Regions from separate parts of the Homo sapiens genome. Here region 2 is linked to region 1. A link is a loop called in an ENCODE intact Hi-C map of the cell type or tissue named here. Cell type or tissue: GM12878. All regions are shown on one strand.

Evidence for each region. A loop is a pair of places that touch in the nucleus more often than their neighbours do. Peaks named below come from ENCODE experiments on the same cell type or tissue, not always from the same donor. Only the 100,000 strongest peaks of a DNase experiment are listed, where the experiment ranks them.
Region 2: a loop joins it to region 1, with 2.1 times the contacts of the local background. A loop is called at or near these places in 3 of 110 quality-filtered maps.

Annotation. Positions count from the first base shown.
Region 1 is chr16:47,520,597-47,525,596 of GRCh38, forward strand. The region is part of intron 6 of PHKB (phosphorylase kinase regulatory subunit beta); the gene reads left to right. Among named protein-coding and RNA genes, the nearest start is that of PHKB, 62 kb to the left of the region's middle. In GM12878, no CTCF peak of the experiment used is centred here; a DNase peak (open chromatin) is centred at 2,935; H3K27ac peaks cover 943 bases.
Region 2 is chr16:47,571,881-47,576,880 of GRCh38, forward strand. The region is part of intron 7 of PHKB (phosphorylase kinase regulatory subunit beta); the gene reads left to right. Among named protein-coding and RNA genes, the nearest start is that of PHKB, 110 kb to the left of the region's middle. In GM12878, no CTCF peak of the experiment used is centred here; a DNase peak (open chromatin) is centred at 2,953; H3K27ac peaks cover 244 bases.

The DNA.
Region 1 (5,000 bases):
CAAAGGCAGCCAAAGAGACCTAAGGCTTACAGGTTTATTCATGTATAGTTGTTTCTATTTGGTCATGCATCCTTGCATGGATTATACAACTATCTGATAAACATTTATTGAGTTTCCATAATGGGCCAAACAGTGAGAATATAAAAATGAAAAAAGAATTTAGTCTGTAACATCATGCAGTCCATATTATTGTGGGGAAAACAGAGAATGTGTTGTGTTTTCATTTTCTTGATAATATCATTTGAAGCTCAAAGCTTTTTATTAATTTTGATTAAGTCTCATTTATCTAATTTTTTGTTGTTGCTTGTGCTTTAGGTGTCATAGGTCTTTTAAAATTTCTTCTAATGTGGTTTTGTAGTTTTTAATACATTATTCTTTCATTCTTTTAAGTTCTTCCTGCATATTTTATTCTGTATACTAGGTTAAATGGAGCTTTTTAATTTTATTATCAGAATGTTCATTGCTATCATATAGAAATTCATTTGATTTTTATAAATTGATCTTGTGTTCTGCAATCTTGAACTCGTGTTTAAGCTTTAATCGTTTTTATGAGTTCTTTAGGTTTTCTATGTAGAATATTATGTCATTTGCATATAGTAATAGTTTACTTCTTCATATCCAATATGGATAGCTTTTAAATCTTTTTCTTACCTAATTTCCCTGGATAGATGCTCCAATACAATCTTGAAAATAAGGGCTGCGAGTGGACATCCTTGTCTTGTTCCTGATTTTAGGGCAAAACCTTTTAATCTTTCACCATTAAATGTTACCTGTGGGCTGGGTGCGGTGGCTCACCCCTGTAATCCCAGCACTTAGGGAAGCCGAGGCAGGTGGATCACATGAGGTCAGGAGTTCAAGACCAGCCTGACCAATGTGATGAAACCCTGTCTCTACTGAAAAATACAAAAATTAGCTTGGCTTGGTGGCGTACACCTGTAATCCCAGCTACTGGAGAGGCTGAAACAGGAGAATTGCTTGAACCCGGGAGGCGGAGGTTGTGGTAAGCTGAGATTGTGCCATTGCCCTCCAGCCTGGGAAACAAGAGCGAAACTACGTCTCAAAAAAAAAAAAGGAAAGAAAAGAAAAATGTTATCTGTGGGTTTTTTTGGAGATGCCCTTCATCAGATTGAGAAAGTTTCCTTCTATTCCTCGTTTCTTGAGTGCTTTCATCATGGAAAGTTGTTAGATTTTTAATATTTTTTCTATATCTGTTGAGATGATTATGTGATCTTTGTTTTTTATTTAATTAATATATACTACTTCATTGATTGATTTTCTTATTTTGAACCCATCTAAAATATCTGGGATAAATCTTACTTGGTCATGATGTATAATCCTTTTTAAATGTCACTGCATTCATTTGCTGATACTTTGTTGAGTATTTTTACATTAATAGTCATAATGGATATTGGTATATATCCATTCTGTGTTTTGTTGGTTTATATATGTGGATGAGATACCTTTGTCTGGTGTTGGTACCAGGGCCAATAATGGACTCCTAGGATGGGTTAGGAAATGTTTCCTCTTCTATTTTTTGAAGGATTGGTATTAATTCTTTAAATGTTTGATAGATTTTATCAGTAAAGCTTGCTGGGTCTGGGATTTTCTTTATGGAAATGTTTTTGATTACCATTTCTCTTCAGATTTTCTATTTCTTCTTCAGTCAGTTTTAGTAGTTTGTGTTTCTCCAGGAATTTGTCTATTTAATCTAGATTATCTAATTTGTTGGCACATATTAGTTCATAGTATCCTATTTAAGTCCTCTTTATTTCTCTAAGATTGATGTTAATGTCCCTTATTTCATCCTTCCTTTAATAGTTTGAGTCTTATCCCTTTTTTTCTTGGTCAGCCTAGCTAAAGGTTTATTGATTTTTGTTAGCCTTTTCAAAAAATCAATTTTTGGTTTTATTTTTAAAATTATTTTTCTCTTCTCCATTTTATTTATTTTTTTTTTAGTCTTTATTATTTTTTTCCTTCTGGTTGGTTTAGGTTCATTTTTCTCTTATTTTTTCTAGTTTCTTGTGCTAAAAGATTAAATTATTGACTTGAGATCATTCTTCTTTTTAAAATACAGGCATTTTCAATTATAAATTTCCCTCTACTTATCTGCATGCCATTAGTTTTGATATTCTGTGGTTTTTTTATTCATTCATCTCAATGTGTTTTTTGATTTCTCTCGTGAGTTTTTCTTTGACCCATTGTTTATTTAGTAGTACAGTTTTTAATTTTCACATATTTGTGAATTTTTAAATTTCTTTCTGTTACTGATTTATAATTTCATTCCATGATGGTGGGAAAACATCCTTGGTATGATCTCTGTACATTATTGAACATGGTTATTCACATTATTGCCTTTTCAAGTCAATTTTTTTTTTTTTTTTTTTTAGTAATTTCTGTCTCTATTGATTTTGTCTATTTGGTGTGACATCTTTCTCAGGAGTTCCTTTTGTTCTTTGTACATGATTTCCTTCAGCCCTTTGAGCATATTTAGAATATTTGATTTAAAGTCTTTGTCTAGTAAGTCCAGTGTTTGGACTTTATCAGGGACAGTGTCTATTAATTTCATTTTTCAGATATACAGACCACAATTTCTTGTTTCTTTGCATGTCTCATCTTTCTTTGTTAAAACTGGACATTTAGAATAATATATTAACTCCAGAAATCAGGTCTCCCTACTTCAAAGTGTGGTGGTGTTGATGTTTATATTTGTGGAGTTGCCTGTTTGTTTAGCATCTTTCCTGAAAATTTTCTGTGAATTATGTATTCTTTGTCATAGGTGGCCATTGAGGTCTTTGCTGAGTTAGCTTACTGGTCAGTTAATGATTGAACAGGAATTTACTTAAATGCTTTGAACGAATCAGTCTCCTAGCCTTTGCAGAGTTTCTCACTGTATGTGTTAGGCATAACTTGAAAGCTCTCATAGGAAGTGCCCAATTCTACTTGAGCTTTCACTTCCTGCTTTTGTAGAGCATCCAGTTCAGCCAGAGGTGTGGGAGTATTAGCTCAGGTCTTTACTTACTATAGGCCCACACCTATGTGTGTGCATAGCTTTCTGACTTTCCAGGAATATGTTGGAGATTTTCAGTGGCCCCCGTGGACACTTCATCCCCCAGGTTTAAGAAGATTTGTTTTAGGCAGCTGCAGTGTTAAATGGTTGCAACTGATTATTTCCTTTATATGCCTAGAAAAAAGGCCATTTGCATCTATGTGAGCTCTGAGGTCATTTAAAGAAAAGCTCTTAATGCCTGTGTTCAAGGAGCTGTCAGACATTCAAATAGTAACAGTTTACTAAGATGGTGATTTGGGGGAGTTCTAAAGCTGTTCTGTTCCTCCTTCATGTTGTTGCTAGTCTGCTGGTTTTTCATGTGTACTATGATTTTGTGGCTGTTGATATATAAACCTACTACAGAGTTGGGGAGAAGGGTTGAGAATAGGGCAATTTCACATACCCCAAAGCTCACTCTACTTAGTGAGGTTTCAGCCATTTTTCTTGATTTAATGCTCGGATCGTTGTATGCTCTTGTTGAATTTCCGGAGTTCTGAAAAAGTTTGATGAGTTTTGTCAATATTCTTACTGCTTGTGTGAACAATTGGATTTCCTGAGGCCTTTCCTCTGCTGTTCCGTGATTTGGATTCCGTTTGTTTTTCAGTAATTATTGTTTATGTAACTTTATATTTGTACCTTCCCCTACTGCCAAAGAAAACCTTTTTATCCTGCAGTTCAGTCATTTTATAAGATCCATTAACCCTGGAGTCCCAGTGTGTTTTTTAACTGCCTTAAAAAAAATACTTTAATATGCTGCATACATTTTGCTACATTTAAACATCTATATACAACACTTTTAATGGCTGTCTGACATTCTGTAACATGTGTCAGAAATATACAACCAGGCTGGGTGGGGTGGCTCACGCCTGTAATCCCAGCACTTTGAGAGGCTGAGGCTGGTGGATCACCTGAGGTCAGGAGTTCGAGACCAGCCTGGCCAACATAGTGAAACCCTGTATCTACTAAAAATACAAAAATTACCTGGGAGTGGTGGTGCGTGCCTTTTTCTTTGCAGTATCTGTGTATTTTGAATCAGTTACTATTGACCACATATTCTCAGCCACCATGGGAATGAAGCTACTAATGATAAGATTAGGGGCTAACGTTAGTATTCATTTGTGTTTGATCTGCTAATAACATTCTTTGAGGATATTTTTTCCAGTTCTGAAATTCCTTCATTCAGTATCCCCGTGTTGCCTGACTGGGAAGTCTTAAAAGGGAACACTTTAATATTTTTCTTTTTACTATATCATGAAAATTCTACTTGACTCACTTACGATTTTTAAAAATCTTTTAAAATTTTTTTAAAAATTCTTTTATGGGAATTTTTAAATCAAGTTATATTATTTGTTATCCAGTGGTATTGAAAAGTGGCTATTACTTTTTAGTTGGCTTTAGTATTCTGAGTCAGGCAAAGTTTGTGAATTTTCAGTAGAATTTTTATTATAATTACATAAATTATCCATTTTTTCCCTAAAATCTTGAAATCCTGGGATGAAAGTTCTTTAGTATTGCATACGGTTCACTTGTCACCTGCAGGAGAGGGAGAATTCCCCAAGGACAAACTATTTTAATATTTTGAGCAGGAGGCAGATACAGTTTAGTTGAGAAAAGATTTATTCTTTGATTTTAATATGTCTGGAGTTTTTACCCACAAATGATCACTATTTTAGGAAAGGGGTGGCTTTTTCTTCAATAAGGCAGAGCATTAAAAAGATAACTACTTTCTATCAGTGTTAAGAGATGTATAAATAGGAAAAAATATATGAAATAAGGTAAATCTATTTCAAAATGGAGAGAATTGGGGAAAAGCACTGTTTGAAGAGATGATGACTGTCAATCTGAATTGAACAAAACACATCTTGTACAAAATACATAAAAATAACTCTTTTCTCCCCTGCCTAAGAAAACTCCTAGGGAACAAGAGATGGAAGGAACTTGGGTCCCTAAATGA
Region 2 (5,000 bases), 51 kb after region 1:
TCCCAAGGGGTGTTCCCTTTGTGTGGTGCACTCCCCATTCCCATGGGAATGGTGATCTATGCGGGCCAGACTACTGTGAATCCAGCTGCTTATCTGGGTTTAGCCACCTCAGGGACTGCCACAATCCAGGCCTGTGCTGGAGAATCTTGGCAAGGGATATAGTCATGGGGAAGACACAAGGGCTGAAGGTCCTCAAGCAAAACAAATGATCCACAATGGGTGCACACCCAGTATGTTGCCTGCTACTACAGCTCAGGACCAGAGGGAAAGGGAGGGGACTTTGTGTGAGCAAGGACCCAAGAAGTCCCCAGATTGCAGCCCACTCCAGCATTTGGACTCATGAGGGCAGCGAAGCTCTCCTTGAGTTTGGATACCAGCAGTCAAAGGCTAGAGAATACCCTTTCCACAGAATACTTGAGTCTCTCAGGGTTTGATACTCTTCCAGCTTCTTGTTACTTTCTCTTATGTGCATGTTGTGGATTCTTCCAGTGAATTCTCCGATGGACTCCAGCCCTCTCCCTGTAACACTCTATTTGGGATGTGACTATTTATTTATGATTTTGTTTCTTTCTTCTGAGGTGAATTGGTTACTAGCATCTATAGTCAACCATCTGGAGAAGCTCTGGAGAAGCTCTTTAGTGCTTCAGGCTATGGACAGGTCTGCGGAATGTGTAATGGTTTGGTCCCTACTCTTAGCTCCAGAGATGGGTGATGTTGGGTGGAGCTGGGCAAGGCTGACCTGTCCTCTCATCTCATAAGGGCAGGTTCAAGCACCAACTCTGATGGTGGCAGTAGGGGAGTGGCATAGACTCTGTAAGATTTCCTTGGTTATAAGTAGCCTTAGTGCAGTGGCTTTCTCAATTGTCAGATGTAGTAGTAATGTACTGGGTACATGAACAGGCCCAAGGCCTCCTGAGCAGCCTGATTGGTGTGAGTAATAGTGTTAGCTGAGGTCATGCAAAAGTTTTCTCCTTCCTGAGCACCGTGTTATGATGTTAGCAGACATTGTAGAGGGCTGTGTCAGTTGACCTCCAACTACAATTTAGGGACTTGTTGAGGCCATTATCTTGCTCATACAAGGTCCTTTCCCTTTCTGCCTGGTCCTAAGCTGTAGGAGTGGGCACCATACTGGATGCGTACCCATTGCAGAAGTTTGTTCTGCTCAAGTACCTTCAACCCTTGTGTCTTCTCATCACTAGATCCCTTGTAAACAGCCCCCAATACCAGACTGGCTTGAGACAGCTGCACAGGATAGACAAATTCAGAGGAGCAGTAGGATTCACAGTGAAGTGGCACTAGCAGGAGAGAGCCAGCTACAGTGGTGGCCTTGGGGATTTATACTTGGCTTATGTTACCCTGGGGAAACACTCATATCCCAGGCAATGGGCAGGGTCATGGAACTCCCTAAAGTCCCTGTCTGTGGTGTTAGGCTAGGGGCATAGCCTGTGGGGCCTGGATCAGGCAAGTCCTCACTCTGGCTCACCAGGTGTGGACTCAGGCTGTGACCCCAGTGGCGATCCGAGGGCAGTTCCCTGGCCACTGGGGTAATGTTCCACGGAGGAGCGGAACTGCCTCTGTTGCATAAAAGAATCCTCAGGGAGGGGAGAGGGGTAACAGGCAGCAGTGAGACCCACCCAGCTCTCACTTTCTTAACACATTGGGTCTCACACTCACAGACTTCTGGCAACAGCTGGGTCCCAGGCAGTCTGCCCTCAGCATGCAAAACTGCCCCTGGTTGTAAGTCCTTCTGCCCAAGACAAAGACCAAGGCTTCCAGGCCACACCCCTCCCAGTTTGCCTGCAAAGCAGGGGCTCCCAGCACCTGCCTCTGTGGCAAAAGCCTGCTTCCTGCTCACCTCTCATTTCTGATCAATGGGGTTTATACCCACAGTAGATTAGATTGCTTATTTTAGTTGGCAGCTTCTTCCAACCTGTGACCACTGTCTGAGTTAGCTGGCAGAATTCTGTGAGGTCCCTTATGAAGTAGGATCAGCAATGGCTTCCCTCCATCCCTGCTAGGGTGTGGGAGTGCACGCAAAACAATTTTTTTTTCTTTTATATGTGAAGTCTTGCTCTGTTGCCCAAGCTGGATTGCAGTGGTGCGATCTTGGCTCACTGCAACCTCCACCTCCCGGGTCCAAGCGATTCTCCTGTCTCAGCCTCCTGAGTAGCTGAGATTACAGGCATGCACCGCCACACCCAGCTAATTTTTGTATTTTTAGTAGAGACAGGGTTTCGCCATGTTGACCAGGCTGGTCTTGAACTCTTGACCTCAGGTGACCCACCCGTTTCAGCCTCCCAAAGTTCTGGGATTACAGGCATGAGCCATCACTTCTCATATGCTCCTTGTGGCTCACCAAATCAGCACCAGTGCTTGGTAGGGTTGAGACATTCCCCTGTGGCCTGGATTGCCCAGTTCCCCAGTGTCAATGTGTAATCATGGAGGCAGTCTCCCCGCTTTCACACCCTGGAGACATATTTTCACCTGACTCACCATGTAGGTTGCCACCCACAGCTTTCAAAGTGTCTGAAGTTTCTTTCATTTTTTCTGTTGAGTTACTGTGTTTCTTCTTGGATAAAAGTTTACAGCATAAATCTCTGCACGTTATTTTGCTCTTTGCAAGTGGGTGAGGCATGCTAACAATGCCTCCAATCTGGAGCCTGGGTAGTTTATAAAGAAAAGAGGTTTATTTGGCTCACAGTTTTGCAGGCTGTATATACAAGAAGCTCAGGACAGAAGACTAAGTGGAACTGGAGTATAGAAATCACATGACAAGAGAGGGAATAATAGGTGCCAGGTTCTTTTCAACAACCAGTTCTCACGGGAACTCAGACTAAGAACTCACTCAATCCCATGGGAATGACACCAAGCCATTCATGAGGATCCTGACACCTCCCACCTTGCCACACCTCCAACATTGGGGATCAGATTTCAACATGAGACTTGGCAGGATCAAACAAACCACATTCAAATCATAGCATATGTCATCTGCAAAGAAACAGTTTCATTTCTACCTTTCTCAGCTATATTCTTTTTATTTCCTTTTCTTGCCCTATTTTACCACATAGAACTTCCAGTACTATGTTAGTCATGGTGAGAGCAGACATTTTTGTTTTGAGAGGGAGCATTCAGTTTTTCTTTCACCATCAAGTAGAGTTAGCTGTAGAAGTTTTGTAAATCAAATTGCAGAATTTATACAAATGGCCAACAAGCATGTGAAAAAATGCTCAACATCACTAATCATCAGAGAAATGCAAATTAAAACCACAGTGATATATTGTTACACCAGTCAGAATAGCTGTTATTAAAAAGTCAAAAACTAACATATTGGAAGGGTTTGGAGAAAAGGGAACACTGATACATTGTTGGTGGGAATGTAAATTAACACAACCTCTATGGAAAACAGTATGGAGGTTTCTCGAATAACTTAAAATAGCACTACCTTTCAATCCAGTAATCCCACTACTGGATATCTACCCAAAAGAAAGGAAATTATTATATCAAAAAGATAACCTGTACTCATATGTTTATCGCAGCATAATTCACAATTGCAAAGATATGAATCAACCTACGTATTCATCAACAGATGATTGGATAAAGAAAATGTGTATATGTACACAAAAAAATACTGTTCAGCCATAAAATGAATGAAATCACATCTTTTATAGCAACATGGATGACACTGGAGGCTATTATCTTTAGTAAAACTAAACTAACTCAGAAAGAGAAAGTCAAATACTATATATTCTCACTTAAAAGTGGGAGCTAAATAATGTGTACACATGGACATAGAGTGTGGAATGATAGACATTGGAGCCTGGAGAGGGTGGAAGGGTGGGAAGAGTTTGAAGGATAAGAAATTACTTAATAGATACAATGAACATTATTCAGGCAATGGTTACACTAAAAGCCCAGGCCTGATGTGGTGGCTAATGCCTGTAATCCCAGCACTTTGGGAGGCCGAGACAGGCGGATCACCTGAGGTTGGGAGTTCAAGACCAGCCTGATCAACATGAAGAAACCCTGTCTCTACTAAAAATACAAAATCAGCCGGGTGTGGTGGTGCATGCCTGTACTCCCAGCTACTCAGGAGGCTGAGGCAGGAGAATCACTTGAACCCGGGAGGCGGAGGTTGTGGTGAGCCGAGATCGCGCCATTGCACTCCAGCTTGGGCAACAAGAGCGAAACTCTGTCTCAAAAAACAAAACAAAACAAAACAACAACAGCAAAAAAAACCCAGACTTCATCACTATGCACTATTTCCATGTAACAAAACTGCACTTGTGCCCCTTAAATTTTTATAGATTAAAAGAAAGACACATCATTAAAGAAATTGTGGAATTTCCCTCTATTCCTAGTTTTCTGAGAGTTTTGTCATAAATAGATGTTGAATTTTGTTTGATGCATTTTCTGCATCAATTGATATGACCATGTTATTTTGTTTTGCTTTAGCCAGTTAACATGGTAATTATATTAATTGGGTTTTTATTATTGAACCGGCCTTGTTTCCCTGGAGTAAACCCTACTTAGTCATGGTGATAATTCAGCTTACATATTGCTGAATATTGTTTGCAAATGTGTTTTTAAGGATTTTGAATGTCAATGCTCATTTAGTTCCTCTGTATCCTTGCTGGTTTTCTGTCTAGTTGTTCTACCAATTGTTGAGAGAAAAGGAGAAAAGTGTGCAAGTATCCAACTATAACTGTGGTTTTGTCTATTCTTTCAGTTCTGTCAGTTTTATTTCACACATTTTGCAACTCTGGCGCATACACATTTAGGATTGCTATGTCTTCTTCGTGGATTGATCTTTTTCATTATGTATTATAATATCCTTCTCTGTCTCTGATAATTTTCTTTGCTCTAAAGTCTCCTTTATCTATTATTAATATAGTCACTCCTGCATTATTTTGATTGTGTGATATATCTTTTTCCATCCTTTAACTTTAAGCATGTCTATATTGTTATATTTGAGGGGACTTTTTTATAGACAATACATAGGT